Linked DNA regions of Homo sapiens: region 1 is linked to region 2. Evidence: chromatin contacts called from ENCODE Hi-C or POLR2A ChIA-PET data. All regions are on one chromosome and are shown on one strand. The core of a region is the stretch at or near the end of the contact, and the rest is flanking DNA. Distances in the headings are between cores, read along the strand shown. Region 1 holds the start of XNDC1N (XRCC1 N-terminal domain containing 1, N-terminal like). Region 2 holds the start of STARD10 (StAR related lipid transfer domain containing 10).

Region 1 (4,881 bases), core at 369-2,868, 870 kb before region 2:
ACAGTGGCTCACGCCTGTAATCTCAACACTTTGGGAGGCGGAGGCTCAGGAGGATTGCTTGAACCCAGGAGTTCAAGACCAGCAACATAGTGGGACCCCATCTCCACAAAATATTTTTAAAAATTAGCCAGGTGTGGTGGCACATGCCTATAGTCCCAGGTACTCACAAGGTTGAGGTGGGAGAATTGCTTGAGCCTGGGAGATGAGACTACAGTGAGCAGTTATCACGCCACTGCACTCCAGCCTGGGCGACAGAGCCGGACCCTGTATCACTCAGGCTGGGCACAGTGGTTCACACCTGTAATCCCAGCACTTTGGGAGGCCGAGGCGGGTGGATCACTTAAGGTCAGGAGTTCGAGACCATGGCCATGACCCCATCTCTGCTAAAAATATGAAATTTCCCCAGGCGTGGTGGCGCGTACGTAGTCCCAGCTATTTGGGAGGCTGAGACATGAGAATCGTTTGAACCCAGTAGGCGGAGGCTGCAGTGAGCCCAGATTGAACCAGTGCATTCCAGCCTTGGTAACACAGCGAGACACCGTTTCAAAGAAAAAAAAAAAGCACTCAGATTAAAAAACAAAATGAAACACAATACAATACTATATAGTCATGGCTACATATAATTATTAAAAATGGACTGGGAGAACACAAGCTAATTCTAATTCATAATAGTTGCTTCTGGAGAGGATGAGAGGGTAATAGGCTTGAGAGTAGAAAAAACAGGTAAGTTTAACTTTTATTGTATTATCTAGCTTTTAAAAAATAAGCAAATAAATCATAATGCCAGTAGTCAATTTAGGGTGATGGGTGTACAGTATTTACAATATTCTCCGTATTAAGTGTCACAAAATAAAAATGATTATTTTTAAGTAAATGGGATGCCTGTGGATGATGTAGATAATTCCCTGTAATTTTCTGTTGGTCCCAATGTAAAGCTGACTTTTCTAGACGTTCTGTGGGCTCACAGGCCATCCTAGTTCCATTCACCAGACAGATCCAGGCGGACGCCCAGAGGCGTGTGAGCTGGGGCTACAGGCTTGCAAGGTATCGAGTTCACCGGCTGCTGAAAAATCAGTTATGAAGGTATACGTAGGGGTGGGACAGTGAATGGTGTATAAAAAGGAGGGTAAGGCAGAAGCTGGGGCCGCAGGATGTGGGTTAGAAAAGTGTGCCGAGGTGTGTGAACTGGCATGACAGCCTAAGTAAGACGCGGAATGTGGGTGCCCTGGAGGTCCCGCAAGGCTCTTCAGCTCTCAGTTTCGGGAGCTCAAGCCGCACCGCTGCTTTCACAGCTCATCGGGAACAGGCTGCTCAGTTCATTTCCTTGATGGCCACCCTCCTCCCTCTCGGCCACTCCCCTCCCCATCAACAAATCCCAACGCCCCTCACCCGGGACCGTGGACCTCGAGGAGCCACCGTTGCCTCGGATCTCGGACCACCAAACCTATTCTCCCGCCAATTCGGCCTTCTGACCTTCGCCTTCTGACCCCGAGAGCTACTCTTCCGTCTTCCGTAGCACAGGAATGCGTTCTGGGGCTTCAAGAAGCTGCTGTTTTTGAAAATGAGTCCTACCGAGGCAAGATGGCAGGTGCTGCAGCCAGGAAAATACATTTCCGTGTGTTTTAATATTTATTTTCACTCACTACAACTCTTTCGTGGAGGGAGCGGAATTTAAACTTCCGGGTCAGCCTCAGTGCAGCTTGGGAAACGTAGTTCCTAGTCCCCACGTCTCGCTCCTTGGAGCCCAGACTGAGGGAGCGTCGCGAAAGTTGCCCGTTTTGGAACGCTCCCATTTGGCTCTCCAAAGGGAAGAATTGGTTAAATAGTTGCACTGAAAATAATGCGATTCAAATTTCTCATTTTCCAAGAACGCTCCCTTGCTGAAGCTTGCAAGGGCACGGTACTCCCCTCTCCTTGACCCTGAAACGTGCAGCAAGTAGATAACCTCCTGATCCCTGACAGTCTCCGCCTGTGTTGATGCCCCGCCCCCTCTGCTGGAGTCCGAGCCGCCGATTGGCTAGGAGCACTTGAGCAGCGGAAGCAGCTGGCTCGCGCGGGGACTGCGGTGAGGGGGCGAGCCGTGAAGATGGCGGCAGTGGTGGAGGTGGAGGTTGGAGGTGGTGCTGCTGGGGAACGGGAGCTGGATGAGGTAAGCGGAGTTGAGAGACGAGGAGAGACTCAACCTGAGACTGAGGGGAGGGGCAGTGAGGTATCGGGAGGTGGGGGTCTTAGGAGAGAAGGGAAAGATCCTGAGAGGGAAGGAGCTGACTAGGGGGCGGGTGCGTGGAGAGCGAAGTCAGAGGCACTCCTGACTTGGGGACTCCGAGGCGGCCTTGGGAGTAGAAGACTTGCATTAGCCTCAAGGGTGAAGATGGAGGACAGAGAGAGAGGTCGGAGGGGTGGGGGTGTTAAGATTTTGTGATTACTAGCTGGGTGTCTTAGGGTAGGACCGAAGGGCTAAGAGGTAGTTTGAGTTGGAGGGACGTGAATTTCTTCAGGGGAAGGCTGGGCTTCTACTGTGGGAGAGGACTCTGTCTAAGCCTAGGGTGGGGGTTGGGGACACAGACCGGGAAAGAGTGCTAATCCACTAGTAGTATAGCTTTGAGTTATCTTAAAGTTGGAACTGTTTTATTTATCGTTCCATTCTAAGACTTTGTATCTAATGCATGCTCAGTAAAGTTTTGGCCAACGAATGAAGGAACAAGTGGATGAATAAATGATTGTATGCCGGAATTCATGCATTTATTCACTTAATAAACATTATGACTTTTGCTCCGGGTTCTGGGCCAGGTGCTAGGGAGACAAGGGGCCCCTCCGTTGAAGAGCCCACAGTCTAGTGGTGGGAGACAGACAAGAAGACTAGTCATTGCATTAGAGATATAATGGTGGCACTGAGAAGTGTGCAACATTTCAGCTTGGGATAGGGAAGGCTTCCCGGAGTTGCTGAGTTTTAAACGATAAATAAGTGTCTCTCTCTTCTTCTGGATTTATGAGTTCCTTGAAGGTGAGCTCCTTGAGATTGTATGTTCCCTTTACCTATCTAATAGGCATTTAAAGACTGGTGTATTAAAATACCAGTGGTCCTTGAAGGAATCACTAGGAGGAAGGAGATGTTGAGTGTGAAAGGAATGAAGGGACAGGGCAGAGAAGCAGAGACAGAGGTGAAAAGATTCTGAAGCCATGGAGACATTGATAGCTAGTGGTGTTTGTGATCTTGCACATGCCAGCATATGGGCAAAGACATCACAGGAATAGGAGGAAGGGGATTGGTTGTCAGAGATAGAACCAGTGAGATCTCTGAGGGGTCAGAATCTTAGAGGCCCCTTGCTGTGTGTTGGGTGTGGGAAGAGTGGGGAGGATTGGGGATGATTGAAGATGAGGTTCAGAGAAAGGGAGAAGTGGACTTGGGAAGCAATAAGACTGTTGCCTGGTAGTGGGATGAGTTGGAGGAGTTGGATTACCTGATTGGGATCATTAAGGTGGGAGGAAGGGACTGAGAAATTGACAGGTGATCACAGCAGGGGGATTTTTAAAGAAGTGTTGTAGTCTTCTACCTCCCAATCACTAGAGACTACAGGTGTTTGGATACCAGTTGGTTGGTTAGGTGGAGTGGTTGTGGAAATGACCTCCAAGACCCCTTCTAGCTTTTACATTTCTGTGATTACAGTTGGCTGTGGTTCAGTGAGATATATTTGAAGACACTTTGGAAAGGGTAAATACTGTATTGAAGTTCTTATTTAAGGTTTGTTAGTCATGGGCTCTCCCTTGAGACAATTACGTATATCTCAAAGCTGTAGTTACATATGTCAGGGTTCATTGAGATAAACAGCAGAAGTTTTGGCAGAGGAGAAAATAACATTTTCTTTTTTTATTTGAGATGGAGTTTCGCTCTTATTGCCCAGGCTGGAGTGCAGTATTGCAATCTCAGCTCACCACAACCTCTGCCTTCTGGGTTCAAACAATTCTCCTGCCTCAGCCTCCTGAGTAGCTGGGATTACAGGCATGCACCACCACGCCCGGCTGATTTTTTGTATTTTTAGTAGAGACAGGGTTTTTCCATGTTGGTCAGGCTGGCCTCGAACTCCTGACCTCAGGTGAGCCGCCGATCTTGTCCTCCCAAATGTGCTGGGATTACAGGTGTGAGTCACCGCGCCCGGCTAAGAAAATAACATTTTCATTAAGACATGTTTGATTTTTGTTTCTTAGCTTTTCTTTATTGCTTGAAGGACTTGAGAGCGTCTAGTAGTATAATAGACTTTACAGAGTATCATGCATAGGAGTTAACTTTATATGAAACCACTAGCATTCATTCCAGGAACCTTGTTACTTGTTTCATTTCCTGAGAAAAGGTATAATCTGTTGTCTGGAAATTCCGTGTGGACTGGTTCTATCTTTTTTGTTGTTGTATGTTTGAGAAAGTAAGCTCTGAGAAGCAGAACAGTCATCCCTTCAAGCTCCAAAAATAACAGAGGTCTGGTCTGGCAGACCTTAGTTGGTATTCAGGTTTCTACTAATGTCTCCCCAGCTGTTTCTTTGCAGCCTTAGCTTGTGAAACAGCAGGTGAAATCCGTCTTTAATATGTAATTATGGGGTCTACTGTGTGTTATGCACTGATAATTCAAAGATGAGTAAGACAGGATCTTTACCAATTTACAGTCGAGTGAAGAGACATGCAAATAGCGTATTATAATACTAGATAATTGCTGTAATGGAGGCATGTAACAAATGCAGTGGGGCACAAGAGATCAAGCACTTGAGTCAGCTAGGGGGAGTCAGTAAAGTCTTTATGATAGAGATGGGTTTGAGCTGAAAAAGGTTGGGTTTACAAAAGAGCAGTGGTTTACATGTGGCATTAATATTGCCCCCTGTGTAGCACTTTCT
Region 2 (4,792 bases), core at 1,432-3,931:
CTGTCGTAGTCCAGTTCTACCCCAACTCCTTGTGTGTCCTTAATAGAGTCCTTTTCTGGCCGGGCGTGGTGACTCATGCCCATAATCCCAGCACTTTGGGAGGCCGCGAATGGATCACCTGAGGTCAGGAGTTTGAGACCAGCCTGGCCAACATGGTGAAACCGTGTCTCTACTAAAAATACAAAAAATTAGCCAGGCATGGTAGTGGGCACCTGTAATCCCAGCTACTTGGCAGGCTGAGGCAGGAGAATTGCTTAAACCCAGGAGGCGGAGGTTGCAGTGAGCCAAGATCGCACCCTTGCACTCCAGCCTGGGCAACAAGAGTGAAATTCCGTCTCAAAAAAAAAAAAAGAGGTCCTTTTCCTTCTTTAGCCTCAGTTTCTCTGGCTGAAAAACAGAAATGATAAGTGAAGGCCCAGATAATTAAATGCTTGGAGGTGAATCCAAGATCCACCTCCAGATAATTCCATTGAATTATCTTGGATACCTTTTTGTTGTTGTGTTTTGTTTTGTTTTGTTTTGTTTTGAGACGGAGTTTCGTTCTTGTTGCCCAGGCTGGAGTGCAATGGCACCATCTCGGCCCACGACAACCTCCGCCTCCTGGGTTCAAGCGATTCTTCTGCCTCAGCCTCCCGAGTAGCTGGGACTACCGGCATACACCACCACACCTGGCTAATTTTTTTTTTTTTTTTTTTTTTTTTTGAGACAGAGTCTTACTCTGTCAGCCAGGCTGGAGTACAGTGGCGCCATCTCGGCTCACCGCAAGCTCCGTCTCCCGGGTTCACGCCATTCTCCTGCCCCAGCCTCCCGAGTAGCTGGGACTACAGGTGCCCGCCACAACGCCCGGTTAATTTTTTTTTTTGTATTTTTAGTAGAGATGGAGTTTCTCCACTTTGGTCAGGCTGATCTCAACCCCCAACCTCAGGTGATCCGCTCGCCTCAGCCTCCCAAAGTGCTGAGATTACAGGCGTGAGCCACCGTGCCTGGCCTATCTGGGATATCTTGAAGGATCTTGGATTTCTATTTCTACATATACCTGCCTTTCATGACTTGCCTGGGGAGGCCCAATCTGTAATGAGACCTCAGGGTCTCCCAGCCCTTCCCCCAACCTACCCCCAAAACCTCTAAGAGCACTCTAGAGAGAATCAGCTGCATACAGCCCAGCTCCACCGCTCCAAGGGTCAGAGAAAAGTCCCCTTCCCTGGGGTTAGCTGCATGATCCTGCAGGTGCCATGGTGTGCCTAGGTGCCACCTCGCTTCACCTGGCTGGGGAGTGGCTCCTAGACCTCAGCTCAATGCGCATCACTTCCCCTTCTCATCAGCCAGGCCAGCCCAGGTATCACCTCCAGCTCCACTGCCCCCAGATGGAGTTACCTGAGTACCCAATTCCTCCCAAGCTCAGAAACAGTGTCCACTGCCTTCCCACTCCTTTCCATTCAGAGTCTGTCCCCTTAGTGCTGCCCCCTCATCTGTCACACCTGGGTTCTTTCCCTTACTTGGGCCACTGACCTGAGAAGCAGGGTCTGTACAGCTCCAGCAACACTCTCCTCTTCCTCCAGAATTCTCCAGATCCTCCTCAGCTTCTTGGCTCTGGTGCTCATCTCAACACAGCAGGGTCTTCCTCCATCAGGCCAAGGTGGGGGTAGGAGAAGAATTGGGAACAGGGACTCCCCTAGGTTCTCAGGGTACAGTCAGTCAATCTAAGCCTGTATCCAACAAAGACACTGACCCCTGGGGTACAAGGAAGGGCTCCAGGCCCAAAGGCAGGAGGATTAGGCTTTAGCTCTTGCTCACAGCCTGCTGAGACCTGGGGCAAGCCCCTGTCCCTCTTTGGGCCCTCAGGTTTGCAATTTGCAGAATGAGGAAATGGGTTCCTCAATCTACAATCACCTGACTATAATAATATTTTGCCTTTATATACCGCGTGGGTAAATTCCTGAAAGTAAACTAAGCTGTTTTCACCCCTGGATCTCATTTGATCCTCCCAACAGCCTGTTTGCATTTACAAATGAGAAAGCTCAGTTCCCTAAGGGAACAAAATTACCCAAAGTCACACAGCAAGCTGGAAGCAGAGCCTGGGTGCAGTCCTTGAATCCTGATCCTTCCCTGGTCCTTTACTCTCTATGATGCTGGAAATCTGCCTGACTTCCTCTAACCTGTTGTCCCATTTGTAAAAGGACTGTTGTGAGGACTGAATTAGGAGAGGCGATGAAGAGGGTCATTCCTTGTGAATCATAAAAGAAAGGACCACAGAACGATGACTGGACCGTTAGGTTACTATTTATTACGGTTATCTTCGCTCAGGCGCCCCCACGTGTCGATCCCGAGACTCTCGGCTTGCGCAGGCGCTCTTTGGTGTTTACAGCGGCCGCGAAGCCCCGCGTTTGCGCGTGCGCTTCCCGCCCGGGACCGCCCAGAGGTCCCGGACTAGGGGCGGACTAGGGGCCGCTCTGCCTCCCGCCCCCTAGTGGTTGTGGCCGCTCTGTCACCACGGCTCCCGGGGCCTCTGTCGGCTCCACTTTGGTTGAGACGTCTCCACAGCCCAACAACGGCGGCGATCTGAGGAGAGGCAGGAGAAAATACGGCGCGCTCGGCATCGTCCTTCTGACCGGGGACTCCAGCATCTCAGTCATCGCGTCACCAAGCCCCACGTGCAGGTTCTGGCATCCATCATGGCAAACTGGAGACCGCGGTGAATTCCACCGGAATGGCGCGCGCATTGCCACATGGGAACTGTAGTTCTTGGCTAGGACCTTTCTGGGGCTGGGCCGCTGGAAAAACTACATTTCTCAGGAGCTCAAGAGTCAGGCTGACAGAAAGGGGGCCCGCGGCATGTTGGGAGATGGAGTTTGGGGGGTTCGTGCTAGCAGGGAAACAGTGAAGCAATGGAGCCAAGTGTTCTGAGCCTGGGCCTGTGGGTTTGAGTTGGGCAGGAGTTACACAGTAGCTCTTATAAGAGAGGAGTAGCATTGTTGCGGCTTTTAGAAAGAATGCTACTTATTAGTTGTGTGATCTGAGCGATCAAGACAAATGCCCCTTTATCTTTTTTATTTATTTATTTTTTGAGACAGGGTCTCTGTCTGTCAGGCTGGAGTGCAGTGGCCCCAGAACTGCTGGCCTCCCGCCTCACCCTCCCAAAGTGCTGGGATTATAGGCGTGAGCCATCAGGCCTGGCCAGATGCCTTTTTATCAACTACGATGGACCTTAAGGTTAAGGTTAAGGAAACAAACGTTGCCTACCTCAGGGCTCAGCTGTCAGCTGGCATGGCAACTTCTTAAATTTCTACTGCTGCCAGAAAAACCACACTCTTACTAAACCCCTAGCAATAGGAGCTATCATGCAAATTGTCAGACTCTTCTTTACTGAGATTTACAACTCAGACCACTACAACGCTGATCGACAGAGGACAGGCCTTACAAACATTCTTTCCTGATAAGTAACTGCAGACCTCAGGCCAGTTTCAGCAAGCTCATAGAGACTGCACGCAAACTGTGTTTGTGTCCTATAGTCCACCTTATGATGCAAAGAACCAAATTCCACCTCACTTTAACGCAAAAACCCCATCCCAAAGTGAACATGGAACATATGTTACAGGTGTTTACCCATTGTGCATGCACTCACATCCCCTCATAAATATGTATAGCTTTTCCCCAAAACCTGCTGAATATGTATGATTATTGTGAAATACAGACCCTGTGAGTCATAAACCAGCCTAGGCCGGGAGTGGTGGCTCACGCCTGTAATCCCAGCACTTTGGGAGGCCAAGACGGGCGGATCACGAGGTCAGAAGATTGAGACCATCCTGGCTAACATGGTGAAACCCCGTCTCTACTAAAAATACAAAAAAATTAGCTGGGTGTGGTGGCGGGCGCCTGTAGTCCCAGCTACTCGGGAGGCTGAGGCAGGAGAATGGCATGAACCTGGGAGGTGGAGGTTGCAGTGAGCCGAGATCGCACCACTGCATTCCAGCCTGGGCGACTGAGCGAGACTCCGTCTCAAAAAACAAAAACAAAAAACAACCAGCCTGCCTTTTCCCTATACAAAGAGAGAGCACCTTTGGTACCTACAGGAGAGTGTCTCTTTTCAGTTTGCAAACTGATGTCGCTAATGAAACTGCCCTCTACTATTTAGGCATCCTGGTGTTCTAGAGGGTAGCAGTCTGCACCTCTCACAGGGCTTCCTCTTCCATCACTCCTCAGAGACTGTATTCACAGGGGTCACCTGTGTGTGAGATGCAGTTTGTCTTTTTTGGGGGGAGGGCAGGGGCTGTTCGTTTGTGGTTTTTTTTTTGTTTTTTGTTTTTTTTTTTGAGACGGAGACTTGCTCTGTCATCTAGGCTGGAGTGCAGTGGCATGATCTGGGGCTCACTGCCAGCTCCGCCTCCCGGGTTCATGCCATTCTCCTGCCTCAGCCTCCTGAGTAGCTGGGTCTACAGGCACCCGCCACCACGCCGGGCTAATTTTTTTTTTTGTATTTTTTTAGTAGAGATGGGGTTTCACCGTGTTAGCCAGGATGGTCTCGATCTCCTGACCGTGTGATCCGCCCACCTCGGCCTCCCAAAGTGCTGGGATTACAGGTGTGAGCCACTGTGCCCGGCCTTGTTTTTGTTTTTTTGAGACAGGGTCTCATTCTGTCACCCAGGCTGGAGGCAAGACCATTGTTCACTGCAGCCTGGACCTCCTGGGCTCAATCTATTCTCCCACCTCAACCTCCTGAGTAGCTGTGTTTATAGGCACACACCACTACACCTGGCTAATTTTTTTTTAATTCTCACTTTAATTATGTTTTGCC

Evidence for each region. Hi-C counts contacts between places; a loop is a spot of excess contacts on that map. ChIA-PET counts read pairs that join two places held with the same protein, here RNA polymerase II (POLR2A). Pooled maps may share reads with other maps.
Region 1: a pooled map shows a loop between it and region 2 (22-fold over the local background). The contact joins the promoter of XNDC1N here to the promoter of STARD10 in region 2. A Hi-C loop is called at or near these places in 6 of 50 pooled maps. POLR2A ChIA-PET finds 5 or more read pairs at or near these places in 2 of 52 experiments (GM12878 and RWPE1).

What each region holds. Positions count from the first base shown.
Region 1 is chr11:71,926,976-71,931,856 of GRCh38, forward strand. XNDC1N (XRCC1 N-terminal domain containing 1, N-terminal like) reads right to left here and starts at 1,619. Exons shown (of 6, transcript NM_001375847.2): 1 at 1,390-1,619. It overlaps RNF121 (ring finger protein 121), which reads left to right and starts at 2,071. Exons shown (of 9, transcript NM_018320.5): 1 at 2,071-2,149. The coding sequence starts at 2,087. XNDC1N-ZNF705EP-ALG1L9P (XNDC1N-ZNF705EP-ALG1L9P readthrough) reads right to left here and starts at 1,619. Exons shown (of 11, transcript NR_172895.1): 1 at 1,390-1,619. RefSeq lists an enhancer at 1,452-1,761.
Region 2 is chr11:72,791,366-72,796,157 of GRCh38, forward strand. It overlaps STARD10 (StAR related lipid transfer domain containing 10), which reads right to left and starts at 2,682. Exons shown (of 7, transcript NM_006645.3): 1 at 1,510-2,682. RefSeq lists enhancers at 807-1,306, 2,438-3,007.